Linked DNA regions of Homo sapiens: region 1 is linked to region 2. A link is a loop called in an ENCODE intact Hi-C map of the cell type or tissue named here. Cell type or tissue: ascending aorta. All regions are shown on one strand.

Evidence for each region. Peaks named below come from ENCODE experiments on the same cell type or tissue, not always from the same donor. Only the 100,000 strongest peaks of a DNase experiment are listed, where the experiment ranks them.
Region 1: it touches region 2 in a loop (3-fold over the local background); 1 of 110 quality-filtered maps calls a loop at or near these places.

The regions. Positions count from the first base shown.
Region 1 is chr10:45,176,691-45,184,690 of GRCh38, reverse strand. It overlaps the pseudogene ANKRD30BP3. Among named protein-coding and RNA genes, the nearest start is that of MIR3156-1, 17 kb to the right of the region's middle. In ascending aorta, no CTCF peak of the experiment used is centred here; DNase peaks (open chromatin) are centred at 2,970, 3,470 and 4,790; H3K4me3 peaks cover 1,913 bases; H3K27ac peaks cover 2,743 bases.
Region 2 is chr10:44,929,743-44,937,742 of GRCh38, reverse strand. It overlaps TMEM72 (transmembrane protein 72), which reads right to left. Exons shown (of 5, transcript NM_001123376.3): 3 at 5,674-5,745; 4 at 3,967-4,106; 5 at 733-3,087. The coding sequence ends at 2,609. All of the region lies in intron 1 of TMEM72-AS1 (TMEM72 antisense RNA 1), which reads left to right. Among named protein-coding and RNA genes, the nearest start is that of TMEM72, 22 kb to the right of the region's middle. RefSeq lists enhancers at 1,868-2,162, 3,969-4,675, 4,676-5,383. In ascending aorta, a CTCF peak has its summit at 4,874 (motif pointing left); DNase peaks (open chromatin) are centred at 1,942, 2,932, 3,062, 4,852 and 2 weaker places; H3K27ac peaks cover 2,135 bases.

The DNA of each region.
Region 1 (8,000 bases), 250 kb before region 2:
ATTTAGCGCTCATTCTGTGCTAGAACCCCTTTGGGAGCTTCTAATTACTTATTATGTCATGTCGTTACCATATTCAGCATGTGTCAGACGTTTTATATCCCTATGGATTTGAAGTGGGGTGCGTGGCACTCACTGAGTCTTCAAAGACCAGGTTTTAGGTGCAACTCATTTGGCAACTACAAACTTAGGTCACTGTTTGTATGTTACTTGCAGGATTCATGTACTTAGTTTTTAACTATTTATACTACTTTAAGTCTCTAAAAATTCATATATTGAAAAAATTGAAAATTTTAAGTTTCTACTCCTCATTACTTTTTGTGATATTTGATCTCCCCTAATACTTGATTATAAATCAGCCAGTGATCAATAAAGAGTCTCTCCCACTTTTCAAATCATTATATTTTTAAGTCATGCAATAAAATAGGTCAGGTGGTGAACATTGTTTATCATTAGAGATACCACTGTGATGTCACTAGGATTCGTGAGGAGATGACACCTGAGAAGAAGGATCTGCATAAGAGGCCTCACCTCTGCCCTCCTGTGTTTTTTTGGAAATTGAGCATGGTAAAAAGAACCTGCTAAACCTGGCTGGACACAGTGACTCAAACCTGGAATCCCAGCACTTTGAGAGGCCGAGGCAGGAGGATGGCTTTAGGCCAGGAGTTTGAGACCAGCCTAGGCAACAGAGTGAGGCCCCATCTCTGCAAAAGCATTAACAATTAGCCAAGTGTGGTGGCATGTGCTTGTGGTCCCAGCTGCTCGGAAGGCTGAGATGGGAGGATTGCCTGAGCCCAGGAGTTTGAGGCTACTGCACTCCAGCCTGGGCAACTGAGTAAGACCCTGCCCCTAACAAAAAAAGATAAAGAATCAGCTAAACCTAATAGAATCATTGACCCTTGCCACCAAGCAAGCTTACATCTTTCTCATAGAAGGAGGAGACTGTCGAGTTATTTTGCTCACATAATATGGCCATTGGAAAATATTTTGGCTATTATAGCTAAAACAATATTTTATTAATAACAGTTTATTAATCATTTACTTGTAAACAATAAAAGCTTGGCTCTCTTTGTACTGCTCATGGCTTTAGGTGGATCTTGGAACGTAACCACTTGTGAGAAGCTAGTAGTATTTGCTGCTTCCCTTAAAGCTCCTGAAAGGCAGAGAGGAAATCTTAGATTTTTCATTGCTATGAACCACTGCAAGTATTGAGGAAATATTCACTACTTCCAACGTCGTAATCCTGCAGCCATTTGGCACCTGTGAGTCAGGTGCCAGAAACTGGGCAGTGCAGAAGGCAGTGCGCTGTGTTCCACAGTTGCTTGCTATCTAGAACTTCTAGAACTTCTGCTTTTCTAGAACTTCTGCTGTTCATTCTCAACTCCAAGAGTTTTGTTGTTGTTTTGTTTTATGGGAAGTTTGTTAGAAGTAGGTTTATATATTTTCTTTCAGAATTAACAGAAGAATTATAATTAATATCACTTCCTGGTGTGACCGAAAGCCTCTAATCCTTTACTGTTATTTGTTTATGAGCACATTTCTTTTAACAGCTATGATAATTACTACATCTTGTGTGGTTTCTCAAAAATACATTTGTTTCTTATTTCAAAGAGTTTCTGTAATGGAGCCCTTCAGATTTGGTGCTAATAACATGAAGTAAGAATTTAAGAAAGAAGATCTTTTATTTTATTTATATTTATATTTTTTGAGATGGAGTCTTGCTCTTGTCACCCAGGCTGGAGCAGTGGCGCCATCTTGGCTCACTGCAGACTCCGCCTCCCGGGCTCAAGTAATTCTCCTGCAGGGTTTCACCATGTTGACCAGGCTGGTCTTGAACTCCTGACCTCAGGTGGTCCACCTGCCTTCGCCTCCCAGAGTGCTGGGATTACAGGCATGGGCCATCGTGCCTGGCCAGTTGCAAAATATTTAAATGTTACATACAGAGGTGCGAGGGAGATCCATATAGTACCATGTAAATTGCTTGAATCTTTTCAGAGTACTGTTTGTATGTGGTTTCAAAGCAGGGATTAATATATTTATTTTTATCTTTTAATTACAATTTGTATACCTATTCAAAAGTAGAGAAAATAGTAAAAGTAACACTAAAATACCCATTATTCAATTTCTGTGATCAAGATTGTCCTACATTTTGTTCATCTATCTGTTCATCTATCTTTACAGGAATATTATAAAGCAAATCACAAGGCCATTTTTTCTGTTCAGTGTGCATCCCTGGACAGCACTAAAGTTTCTTTATTTTTTTTTTCTTCAGCTTTTAAGTTCTGGGGTCCATGTACAGGATGTGCAGGTTCATTACATAGGTAAACGTGTGTCATAGTGGTTTGCTGCACAGATCAACCCATCACTCAGATATTACGCCCAGTATTGATTAGCTATTCTTCCTGATGCTCTCCCTCCTCCTGCCCCCACAACAGGTCCCATTGTGTGTTGTTACCCCTCATGGATCTGTGTGTTCTCATCATTCAGCTCCCACTTATAAGTGAGAATACGTGTTGTTTGATTTTCTGTTCCTGCATTAGTTTTCTGAGGATCATGGCTTCCAGCTCCATCCATGTCTTTGCAGAGGACATGATCTTGTTTCTTTTTAGGCCTGCATGATAGTCCATCGTGCACATGTACCAAATTTTCTTTATCCAGTCTAACATTGATGGGCATTTTGGTAGATTTCATGTCTTTGCTGTTGTGAATAGTGCTGCAGTGAACATACATGTGCATGTCTCTTTATAATATAATGATTTATATTATTTTGGATATATACCTAGCAATGGGATTGCTGGGTCAATGGTCTTTCTGCTTCTAGATCTTTGAGGAGTCAACACACTTCCTTCCTCGATGGTTGAACTAATTCTTGGCAAGCCTCCTAGCAAGCCTCTGTGTCAGCCTCCTAGCCAGCCAGCCTGAAGACTGGCCTCCCATGCAGCCAGCATTCCGAACAGCATTCCAGCAACCCTCTTCCCCTGCCAGAAGACTCGTGATTTGATTAGCCTCCCATGCAGCCAGGCTCTAGGCCAGCCTCCAAAAAACCGGCCTGCCACCAGGCCTCCAAGTCACATTCATCTTGCCGGACTCTTCAGCAAGCGTTTTAGGAAGCATTTAAGGCAGCCTCTCACACAGCCTCTCCCGCAGGCTCTTGGCCAGCCTCCTAGACAGCCAGCCTCCGATCCAGCCTTTCAGAAAGTCTCTAAGCGAATCTCCCAGACAATCAGCTTCCAGACCAACCTCCCATGCAGCCAGCGTTTTTAACAGCCATCCAGCAAGCCTCTTGCACAGCCAGACAATCTGCCACTCTGCCAGTTTCCTCGCCAGCCTCTTGGTTAGCCTCCCATGCAGCCAGCTTCTAGGCCAGCCTCCTAACAAGCCAGACTTGCATTCCGACTCTTAGCCAGATTCAGCCTGCCAGGATCTCAGCAGGCCTTTTAGCAAGCGTTTATGGCAGCCTCTCAGACAGAAAGCCTCTCCCACAGGCTCTAGGCCAGCCTCCCAGTGAGCCAGCCTCTCAGCAAGCCTCTATGCTACTTTTCAAGAGAGTCCTTCAGTACACCAGCCTCCCATGCAGCCCGCGCCTTGGCCAGCCTTCCAGCCAGCCTCTAGGTAAGTCTGTTAGCCAGCCGCTTAGCCAACCAGCTTCAGAATCAGCCTCCCATGCCACCAATGGCGTGGCCAGCCTCCCAGTACGCCTCTTAGAGAGCCTCTTAGGCGGCCTCCTGACTAGCCAGCCTCAAAACCAGCCTCCCTTGCAGCCAGCGTTTCCAACAGCCTCAGTGGGAGTGAAGGAGAAGGCAGCCAAAGTTTGAGGTTGATTTTAAGGTGGCCTTGTCCCTCTGCCCTGCAGGCCTTGTCCCTGTGCCCTGCAGGGCGCCCCCATCCCAGGACTGGGGGCCTGCCCAGGAAGAAGGCCCAGATACCGGGGCCCAAGATTTCTGCCCCGCTGCCGACCCACTCTTCCACCTGCTGCCTTTGTCCCGGGGACACCCACCACACCCCACGCTGAAGGGGCGATCCTCCCACAGCTGTCACCTCCTCCTGCAGCCCCAGCTCAGGCAGGGCACGGCGCCTCTTCTTCGCATCTTTTATGTTCAGGTCGATGGTCCTCGTCTTCACATCATCCCCTGCAAGCTTCCAGGCGTGGCCCCGGGAGGCAGCTCTGTGCATCTTTCTGATATCCCTATAGTGGATGACTTAAGAGTCTTTGGTGGTAGACCAGCTGAGTGAAGGCTCTCTGGCACTCCAGGCTTGTCACGCCCTTGACAGCAGTGGCAGAAAGCCTCTGCATGGCTGCAGCCACCTTTTAAGAGAGAGGCCGCTCCTCTCACTCGCCCTTCCCCAGCCCCAGCCCCAGCCCCAGCCCCAGCCCCCGCCGCTCGCCCTTGCCCTTAATCGCCACCACATCCGGCCCAACATCAGTAAAAAGTGTGGTCTAGTGAAGCCCTTGTACACTCCGGCCTCTTTCTAGAGAAATTTGTTGAGTAGAGCCGTGAGGCTTTCACGGGATCTTGTAGCCAGCCTCCTAACAAGCGAGCCTGGTACAACCAGGCTCTTAGCCGGACTCAGCCTACCAGGCCCTCAGCAAGCAAAATTAGCAAGAATTTGAGGTACCCTCTCACACGGACTCTCCGCCAGCCTCCTAGTCGGCCGCCTCTCACCCGGGTTCTTGGCAAATCTCCCAGCAAGCCTCTATGTCAGCCTCCTAGCCAGCCAGCCAGCCTGAAGACCGGCCTTCCATGCAGCCAGCATTTCGATCAGCGTTCCAGCAAGCCTCTCCCCCTGCCAGAAGACTTGTCATTCGACCAGACTCCCATGCAGGCAGGCTCTAGGCCGGCCTCCAAAAAACCGGCCTGCCACCCAGCCTCCAAGTCATATTCATCTTGCCGGACTTTTCAGCAAGCATTTTAGGAAGTATTTAAGGCAGCCTCTCAGACAGATAATTTTCTGGAATATTCCATTAAACATTCTTCTCTGATTAAATAACGCTTGCCTCACCATGGCAACATAAATCACTGAAAAATACTGTTTATCCGAAGAATAGTCTCTCAACTTGTGGGATAAATGATGTATAATTTTTAACCTTCTTGAGGGCAGATATTATGAGAAAATTTTTAATCATAAGAAAAACATTGCAGAATTATAGCCACAGTTTTAAAAATAAGCACATTATAATGATAATAAAATTGTAATACAACTAATTATAATGAACATATAAAAGAAGTCTCCCCATGGAGATTAGTATCATAAAACAATTTATATAATTTCACCAGCTATAGATTCACTGTTGGCATGTTACTTTTAATACATACTTGACTTTCAATTCGAAATCATTTTTTCATTAAATCCTGTACCTCAACTTTGAGATTAATGTGGTAATGTGATGCAGCTTCTAGTGAAGCCTCAGACACACATTGTTTATTGAGATCAGCCAATTTTTTTTGAAGTTGTCTCACAGTGACCTGACATGTTTGTTATTGATTTGTAAATCACCTTATCAAATTAACAATATTTACTTTCAAAAATATCACCAAATATATTGGTTCAGCTTATTTTCTTTATGTGTACACATTCCTGCTTATTACTGAATCCACTTAAGGACACAAGAAGGTATTATCTTCCTGCCAAACTGGTACTCTCTTACTAGACACCAGATTCATCCCACTAGTCATTTGTCCCCTAATGAATCTGTAATGCTTCACAACTTACTGAAGTCTCAAGAAAATATGTGGGCAGGACTAGTGGTGGTAAATTCTATGCTGTGGAATGCTTTCCTTCTTTTTTATTGAAGCACAAATCAACATCAAAGTTCCTCACATACTCAATCACCTGGTGAAATTTTTCCAACAGGTTTCTATCTCAGAATAAAAGTATTTTTGTTTCAAAGGCTTTAGAGGCCCTAGGTAACCTGGTCTCCACATCCCTCCTGACCGCAGCTGCTAAGTTTCTCTCCTCTACTCACTTTTTTTGTACTATACATGAACCCTGCCACCCCCCATGAATTGAAAAATGGGGATCCAATGCAAAGCTAATAAATCACAGATAGCTACAATGATCTTTCTCTGGGACAAAGTTCTATCCACATGACAGTCTTTGAGCCTTGAAATAGAAATTATGAGCAAATTATTTGTAACAATATTCAAAGTAAATTATAAATACCAGTGGGATGATTAAATCAAATTTGATATTGCTAAAATCCACTACATTTGTCCTAAGCTATTATTTAATAAAACACAGATGGCTTTAAAAAATTAAGTTGTCATAACAATACATAATTTGAGATTCAGATATGTTCAGATTTAAGTCAAATTGACATAAATGAAAATAAAATTCTACCAACTAAAATATACAAAAAGTTACTGAAAAAGTAGTATTACAAGATGCAGAAATGTACACTTCAAAATATACTTCAAATACACTTCAGTTCCTCTGGAAAATTTAGAATTAACTGTCAAAGTAAATTGTTGAATCAATTTCAAAATACTCATTGCTGATATGGGCATTCCCATTTATCTGTTTCATCGTGGTCATAAAATGTGGCCACAAAGAGATATTAAAACCTTTATTGGCCGGGTGCGGTGGCTCACGCCTGTAATCCCAGCACTTTGGGAGGCCGAGGCGGGTGGATCATGAGGTCAGGAGATCGAGACCATCCTGGCTAACAAGGTGAAACCCCGTCTCTACTAAAAATACAAAAAATTAGCCGGGCGCGGTGGCGGGCGCCTGTAGTCCCAGCTACTCGGGAGGCTGAGGCAGGAGAATGGCGTGAACCCGGGAAGCGGAGCTTGCACTGAGCCGAGATTGCGCCACTGCAGTCCACAGTCCGGCCTGGGCGACAGAGCGAGACTCCGTCTCAAAAAAAAAAAAAAAAAAAAAAAAACCTTTATTTCAGCAGTATAAGCCAATGTCATTAATGTTAATCTATTAAAAACCTTTAACTTAAATTCTTAAAATTTCATAAGTGACACAATGTCTTAAAGTAAAACATCTCTCAGCTTTAACTTGCATTTGGTGGAAATAAGCCATGTTTCTAAGCTGACATGGTAAATATATTTATTATCTATATTAAACTAGATTCAGCATTTATCTAAGGCCAAATATGACTTTAAATTTTCTTTCAGGAAGGTTGAAAAATATTTATTTTTTTTGATACTTCTCTTTCAGCTTTCTGTTTTTCATATTGGTATAAACATTATTTTAAATGGTTACAGTTATTAAATATCTCCTCATTTTTCTCTTTTAGGAGGTGATGTTGCGTTTTCCTCTCAAAACTGAATATTATTATCTTGCTTTTGTTATCAGCTTTCTTATGCACCTGAACTAATTGCTGTGGAAGCCACATGTTTTTGCTTTGTAGTTGAAATAATTTCTGCTCCAGACTCCTGCTGTTCAGTGTGCTTGGTCACATTATCTTGTTTGTTTTGATACATGTGTTCAGCTTTCTTCATTTGACACTATGTTTCACTTAGGTCTCTTTGTGCATGTTCTAAAACCTATGTATTTTCTCTTTGAGCGTCTCCTGCATAATTGAAATTAATTTTTAGACTTTTGGATTCCCTTTGAGCTTCAGAAAGTGGTTGATGAAGCTTCTCATTGTTATATATTATTCACATCAACATTCATTTTTCCTTGCAAATGAGCACTGTGGAAAGCAAGTTCTTGGTTTTTTCTTGATGTCACACTTTATCTTGGTCTTGTATAGCAGAAGCTAGTCTAGAATGGTATGATTCAATTTCTTTCTCCAGTATTTCTTTGTCTTGTTTTTCCTTCAATTTAGAAGTGAGCATTGTGTTCTTAGCTATCAGAACTTTAAGCTGCCCACTATACTGAGGTGCCCTTTTTGTTAATGTTTTCTCTTTCAGTTTTAGGGTCATTTGAAGTTCAGCATTCTTTTCTCTTAAAATCTTAATGTCCTCAAAGTATTTATTTTCCTTCTCCTGGTGCTGATGTTTTAGTATGTCCAATTTGCAGTTTTAGCATGGCAATTTCCTTTTTCAACA
Region 2 (8,000 bases):
GTCCCCCGTAGGGATAGGGATGTAGTGCAATCACAGTGACTTGTTTGTAGTTCTGAAAAGCACTTGCCCATGTCTTGTTGAGTTACTGCTGTGATTTGCACTTAATAGGGGAACCTGAGCCAGAGATGCGAAGGGGCTTGAACAAGGTCAGACGTGTATTAGTGGAGGTCGAATGGTGCTCAGCCTGGTGCTCTTTCTTCTTCCTGTCACTCTGTTCTTCATATACAAAATGCTCCCCTCTCTGCTGAGGTAGGGAGGGGGATCATGGCAGGGCCAGTCCTTCTAGTCTTTGCTTCTTGGCAAGGATGCAGATCATTACAACATCTGCTTTGCAGGGATTCTTCTGGACAAGGATGTGGTCATAGAGGTCACAGGCTGAGAATCAATGGAGACACGTGGTGCTCATCTGCTTATGAGGAAGATGCCACTTTCTTGCTTGGTCCACTGATGGGTGAGAATTCTGGCCTATTTAATGATCTCACTCCAGCTTTTTGTTTTTGTTTTGTAGCCATAAGAGTGTTTGAGAACTTTACTAACCTAGGTAAGATCATAATTGTCCTGTAATGCTGCACACCAGCAGACACTCTCTTAACTGATGACAATCTCCAGGAAGCCTATGTGCCTCAGAATTCCATCGCATCATCACTGGAACTCCCGGCACACACTAAGACACCTCCAAAAGGGTGCTCCCAACACACATCTCTAAAACACACCCAAAACAACACTCCACACTTGGGTTTACTGAAGTGTTTATTAAACGGGATCTGACATCTCTGCCATCACACTTTCTGGTTTGCTTCTTGCGATCTGGTCATCCAGCTCTGCTGACTGGGGCTTCGAGGACAGAACTACTCTGATGCAGAGGAACGTCAGAGGCTGGCCATGTCTGTGCCATGAGGGTGTCTGTGGCCATCACATTCCCCTTCCACAGTTGACAGGGGAAAGATGCCTGGCTTCTCTGCACTTAGGCTCTTTCTGTGCACAGGGGGCCTGCCTGAGACACCCGGCCCATCAGCCATGGGGCACGATCCTTGTCTACCACCTACCTATACCCATATCCCATATTGTTCACTATTCCCTGACTGTAGACAGTCAGGTCCTGAGGTCCTGCCTTGATGGCAGCTGAAGAAACAGCTCTGCAGCTCTCACCATCAAGGGCTTGCAGGAGTGTCTTGATTAGCCATTTGTCATTTGGTGAGACCTGGGCTACTGCAGGAAGAGCTCTGCTTATCTGCTTATCAGGAACACCTGCTGCATTTAGGCCCCAAACTGATACTAGCTTCTGGTTGGCCATTATTTTCATACCTTTGTAAAATATCCTGTAGGGAACATTGAAACGTGTGCAAGCACAAACACAAGTTTCTCATTAGACCATAGAGCATGCACTCTAAGGCTTGTTCTACAGAGCTTTGCGTTAGCCTCCACAGGGACTGAGAAGCCACAGGACTCTTCCTCCTGACTGCTCCCTCACTGCAGTTGCCATGAAGAATGGTGTGTGTGCTCTTCCTGGCAACAGCCTCATGGACCCGACAACAATTTTTAGAAGTAAAGCCTATATTGCAAATCCTTTACAGATTTACAAAGGAATATCTGATTCAGATGTCTTTGTTCCTTCTGGGTTAACTGTCACTTCCGTGGCCCCATGGCAGAGAACTTGCCTGCCTGCCCACTTCCTCCTATCCTCCCATTTTCCCTCCTCTTCTTCCCCCCTCACTTCCTTTCATTTTGAAGACATTTATATTTATCACCTATTCTGCTACCAAGTGCCTAAACACGGCACTGACACTTCTCTGTGCTGTGCCACCCCTGGGCAGCCTCTGTGGTCCTGCCCACAGCAGACATTGCCTTCTGGGCCCTGGCATTCACTGCGTTCAGTTTGCATCATCAACCTGGAATCTTGGAAAGGCCATGTGGTAAGGAGGCTGGAAGTCCCCAGCCATGTTTCTGGAATGAGCTTTGCTCATCTGGCCTGGCTTTCCCACAGTGAGCACAGAGCGGCATTGTTTTCCTGAGCAGCTCAGCCCCAGCCCTAGAGCATGCAGAGAATGTGGCCCACGGCCCGGCTGCTCCCACCAGAGGCCTGCAGCCTCCCCTCCCGACCCTGAGCAGTCTTGGTTGGTCAAGACCCACAGCCACCTTCTCTGCCTTAGAGATGCTTAAGTTACTGACACTTCCCTGGGCCTGCAGAGATGGGTGGACCATAGGTTCCTCACTGAGTGTTGTGCCCTGGGTTGGGAGTAAGAAAAGCCCAGAGGCTTTTGCTGGGCAGACATCCTCTGTCCCTTCTGGGCTGAGTCAATGGCACCTGCAGCCTCGTGCGCAGTGGCAGTGATGGTCTTGTTGGGGAAGCATAAGGGTTTCCCCACCTGTGGCCAGGAGGAAGGAGCTTGTGCTGGCTTGAGGTGGCGTGAGCCTTGTTTGTGCCTCCCTCGAGGCCTCTCCAGAAATGCTGGCCAGTCACACCTCCTGATGGCCTCAGGGGCCCAGCCAGTGTGGGGGTGTCTGGTTACCCCTTGAAAAGCTGACCAGAGAAGACCCTGAAACTCCAGGGAGGGCCATTGAGCTAGGTAGACCCCTCACTGAGCGTCCTCCAGGCTGGAGCAAGCGCTCAGAACAGGCCGGTGGCTGTAAGAGATGACAGGAAGAGTGGGGCCTGGGGAGGGGGAATGATGGGTGTCGTGTCAGAGGTGGTCTCCTCTGGCTCACTGTCCCCATCATCCAGACCTTCGGCGAGGGAGGGGACTATGCGGACCAAGTTGTCTTCAAAGTGCACCTGCTTCTTCTTGGCCAGGGAGTCGGCTGGCTCCAGGCTCAGCTCCATCAGGGTGTTGGGGGGCTGGAGGGCACTGGGCTTCTTAGTCCCCTTCAGGATACTCTTCATGTGGATGAAAAGGGAGCTGGGCCCCTCCTTGAGGGCCCCATGGAAAGTGTAGGTTTGCTCTGTGTCCCCAGAGCCGGTGGTGCTCACAGCGCTGCTAGAGGGGTCTGTGTACTGCTCTGGGGAGGCCAGCACCTCGGGGGCAGCTTTCCTCTTCTTCCGCTTGCTCAGAAGGAAGTAGGCCAGGCCGGTGATGATGAGCATGGAGCCTGGAAAAGAGCCAGAGGTCAGGGCTCTAGAGGAGTCACGGAAAAAATCCGGAGTCCTTGCAAGCATGTCGTGCAGCAGAGCTCCTGCAACCCGGCGCTGTGTGGCCATTCACAGGCCCCTGTGGCCCTGGCCCTCTTGCCTGGCTTGTCCTCACACCCCACATCAGATTTGGGGGTCCACTTGGAGGCTGGGATGGGGATGCTAAATGGCAGGAAGGATGGAGGCTCTGCTTTTCAACATGGTCTCCCTGGAGGGCTGTCTTCCCTGTATTGTAGATGGGTTCATGAGGAGGGGGCACAGTTTTCACAGATAGGGAGCAGAGAGGAGAAGGACACTAGCAGAAAAGGTCGTGGATGAAACTGAAAAGGTGGGAGCAAGAAATCCTGGGTTCTCTGACCAGAAACCAGCTGGCCAGTGGTATGCACCCGTGAAGTGGAAGTAGGAGATGAGGCTGTGAAGATTTTCTGGGGTCCCACCCTGAAGTGCCTTTCAAACCAGGCTGAGGAGTTTGGACCTGAATGAGTAGGCACTGGGGAGATTCAGAAGGGTTTGGGCAGGGAAGTGGCCATGTCACACCCTTGGGAAGCTCAGACCACACATGGTCAGTGGGAGGAAAGGTGAGGTCCCCTTTGCGGTTCCACTTCTGTACGGCTCTGTGAAGGAAGGATGCACTTCTTGGGACATTCCTGCCATTTGATCAGCATGGAGTATGTCTGGCATTCCGATGATTCCTCATGTCCACCCTCTAGGTCAGAGAGGGCAGTGGGGCAGGTAAGGTCCCTGGAGCCACCACTGGAGCTAGACTTTGAGGGGCTCAGCTCCTCCTGCTCAGAGTCCACCTGTGCTGGGGCTGCATATCTCTACCCCTGTGCTCTTACCTGGGATGGTCACGTGCCAGACCAGGACCGGGTGGAGGAAGCAGGCCACCGACAGCAGCAGGTAGGCCAGGAACTTCTGGAAGCAGCCCAGCCAGTGGGCTTTCTCCCTTACTCTGTCTGCCAGGGACCCTGGTTGACACCTGGGGAGAGGGAGTCCAGGTTAGCATAATGTGTCCCAGGAAAACCCCAGCAAGACTGGATGCCATGGAGTCTGGGCCAGGCCCTGCTGTGGGCATGCTCTGCAGTGGGCCCTGGCTGAACAGAAAGCCCTAGCGGTCCTTGGTGTGGGTTCCACAATGAGTGGATTTGCCTGAGTCCCTCTAGAGGGTCCACAAGTTTTTGAAAGGCTGCCCAGACCTGTTTTTCTGGTCGAAGGGGAAGCAAGTTAAATGTTCTCAGGATGCTGCATGAGTTAGTGAGGAAGACAGCTGGAGGCTCAGGGCTCACTGGGAAGTCTGCACTAATGCAGAGAAAGTGTGCAGTTTGGGAGCCACCTGCCTGGGACAGTTGTGCTTGTAGTGCACTGCATAAGAGGCTTGGCCAGGTGAGTGAGCAGGCTGGCACCCAGCTGTGCCCTGTTCACCCAGCCTTGCTTAGGCACAGTACAGTGTTGGCCCAGAAGGGCTTCTTTTCTAACTGTATACACAGGGACCACACATAGCCCTGGCAGAAGCCTGATGCTGAGCAGCTTCCTTCAGGGGCGCTGCCTCCATGTTTCACAGGGGGCAAGTGCCTGCCTTTAGACCCAGCGCCTCCATCCTCTGAATTGGCCTAGAGCTGGGGCTCTACACAGCCACATCCTGCCCCTCTAGCTTTGAGGGAGTGCTCAGGCTGTCCAGGTGGCCCAAAGCACTGCTCTCTTATGCTCGCAGGCTGGACTGCCATGGCTCACTGGTGCCCCCTGGTGCCCATTCCTGCGTGTGTGTGGTGGCAGGGTGCGGTGGAGTCCATCCAGGGTCCATTCCTCCCCAGCCTTCTCCCCAGCTGAAGTTTCAAGCACAGCTTGGCAGTGGAATTCAGCAGAAAGGGGAAAGCTTTCTGCCTTAGGGCTGGTGAGCCTGAGAGGCAGCCAGTGGCCTTGCAAGGTGCTGGGACATCTGGATCTGAAGACTGGCTCTCTCACTGACCACCCAGGGACCAGTGTCTAGGTTCTGAGAGCCGCAGTCCTCGGTCTCACCGATAACAGCTTCCACATACTGAGTGTAGGCTGGGAAGCAGCAAGGGCCTCACGAGATCCTGCAGGGTCTGCACTCCTGCCCCACGAAGGGGTGTAGAGACATACTGCCCCTGACTTGCCCCCGGGCCCTAGGAAGAGACAGAGCCAGTTCCCAAACCCAGGTCTGCTCACTCCCAGCTGGGCCTTCTGCAGGGTCCTCACCCCATGGCAGATGGCTCAGACACTGGGGCCCAGTGACTGGCTGCTCCTGGTGAGGGGGAGCTGGACTTTTCTGGGGATTCTGGGCAAGGACAGGCCCTGAATGACTGTGTCAGTTGGTTCTCTTGGTTGGGACCAGGGCAAAGAAGGCAATGGAGCCCCTTGGGCCTGTGCCCACCTCCAGGCCAGGCTGATTGTACCTCGGTGGGGGGCTCCTGTCCACAGTGGCTTCAGGAGCAGGACATCCCCTGGTTGTGGGCTCTTGGGTGGAGACATCTGTGGTGTCTGGGGCTGGGGTGGACAATGGAGGGGTCTCTCTGGAAACTACTTACTGGAAGCAGATGGCCAGCAGCTGAGCCACAAAGTAGGCCCCTTCACATATGGAGACAGCGGCTCCTGTAAACCTGCAGGTGGAGACAGGTGAGGGAGGCTGGCGCCTCTGTCTTCCTTTGCTTTCCTGAGGGCTGTCTTCTCACACGTGGCCTCCTGACATCACATCTACAGCCAATGGACTCACCTGGATTCCCCCAGACAACATTCACCACGGGCTGTCTCCAGGACATGGCGTGTTCCGGACTGGGCCATGCTGGGGAGAGGTGGGGTCTGGGGTTCAGAGATGGGTGGGGAGGGCACCGTGGCCAGCAGGTGACATGGCCTTCACCTGGCACCCTGTGTGACACTGGCAGGCACATCCTTCTACCTGCTGGTCACCAGGATGGACACCCACTGCCTGTGTTCCAGCCTTAAACCTGGACCTGTTCCTGACCCTTTCCTTCTTCCTTTTCCTATTATCCAAATAGTCACCAGGAGCTGTTGATTACATTCCTTCAATACCTTCCAAATCGCTCCTGTTCTCTGACCTCATGGGCATTGCCTGGGTTCAGGCCCTGCCCCCTGGACCCCTGCACCAGTTCCACTTCCTCACTTACCCCAGGCCTGTCTCCTGCTCCCCCACTGTGTCACTCTGGGCTGCCTGACACCTGAATCTGATCATGTTCCTCCTGATACAGGATGCCTCAAAGGCTCCTTGTGCTCCCAGTGTGGTCCATGGATCCTGCAATCAGCATCTCCTGAGGAATGTGTAGAATTCATGGCTCCCAGGCCACCCCTAGACTCACATCAGAATCCTTGGAAATGGAATATGTACTTACGGAGGGTCTCACTGCCTATCCTCCATGTTCCCTTGACAACACAAGAAGCTATCAGGTGCCACAGGGCTTTTGCACAAGTGAGCTTTTCCTGGAAGGCCTTCCCCTTCCCTCTCCAGTCTGTCTGGTGACCTCCTCTTACTTCTCCATGTGGTACCATATGACCAGAGTCACTAGTCTGTGAACCCCCAGAGGGCGTTCCCTGTCTAATTCTTCTGTACAGCCCAGGCTCACAGTGGGTCGGGCTTATTGGGCTCCATTAATGAGCATTGCAATAAATGAAGGAATGAAAGTGGATAGTGTTGTGCAGAAGGTGGCTTGGGGTCAGGGTTTCCTCAGAGCCATGGGTGTTTCTAGATTGTGTGATCACAGGTGAGAGGTGTGACCTTTCTCTGTCTTAGTTTCCTCAGCTGTAAACTGGGGTTATTATAGTGCATCAACAGTAAAACTGTTCTAAGAATTAAATGATATTTGTAAAGCACTTAGGACCATGCTTGGCACACAGTGATTATATCAATTCTAGTTATCATTTCTCTCTCCCTGTGATTAGTTAGATCATTTAGTGATCTCCACTCCTCTCAGTCTCTATGCCTCCCAGTGTGAGCCTAACTCTTACCCCTTGGTTTTAAAATGATAATAACTAACATTTATGTAATGATTGCTATGGGCCAGGCATAATTCTAAAGGCCTTACAAATATCAACTCATTTAGTCCTTGCAACAATTTTATAATAAGTACTATATTATATTATAATAAACACTATAATTACTGTCAGTTTACCGATGAGGAAACTAAGGCACAGAGAGGTTTGCCCCATCACCAATGGCCCCTTATCAGTAGCAGGGGGAAGATCAGAACCTAGCACGCAGGCTCCAGAGCTTGTGTGCCTAACAGGCACATCAAGACGTGTTTTGCAAAATAATTGCCACTGCCTTTTTCTATGCCCTGGGACAGAGGGGTATATCAAGGCTTGGGGAATAAAGCGACTCATTCAGACTTCCTGTCTGGTGCTATTGAGTGGCAGGGAGGGACAGACAGGGCAGGTACTGAGTGCTGATCCTGCAGGTGTTAGAGAACAGGGCACAGCAAGGGGCAGGGGACCCCAGGCTGGACTGGACCACCCAGAGACCACATGGGCATAGGGTCCCCTCAAAACAGAGACAAAACAGGGTTCTGGGCAGAAGGCAGCCTGCATTCACCTGCCATGGCCTGACCCGAGAGTTAGGGACCCACTGGAGAGGAGGAAGGCCCGCCTGCTTCTGGATCCCAGGGCAATGGTGCACAGCGGCTAGGGACATGGTCAGTTAGACACGGAGGGTGTTCAGAACCAGGAGAAGTCACTGCCAGCCAGCAGGGGCTCCAGGCTCAGGGCACAATTGCCAGGGCAGAATGCCAGGAAGGAGTGTCAGGCATTGGGCAGGTGGAAATGGGTGGACGGTGCTTGGGCACCCAACAGAATGAGTGAAGCTTGGAGGCGAGGCCATGCTGGTGAGTTTGAAAAAGAGTCAGAA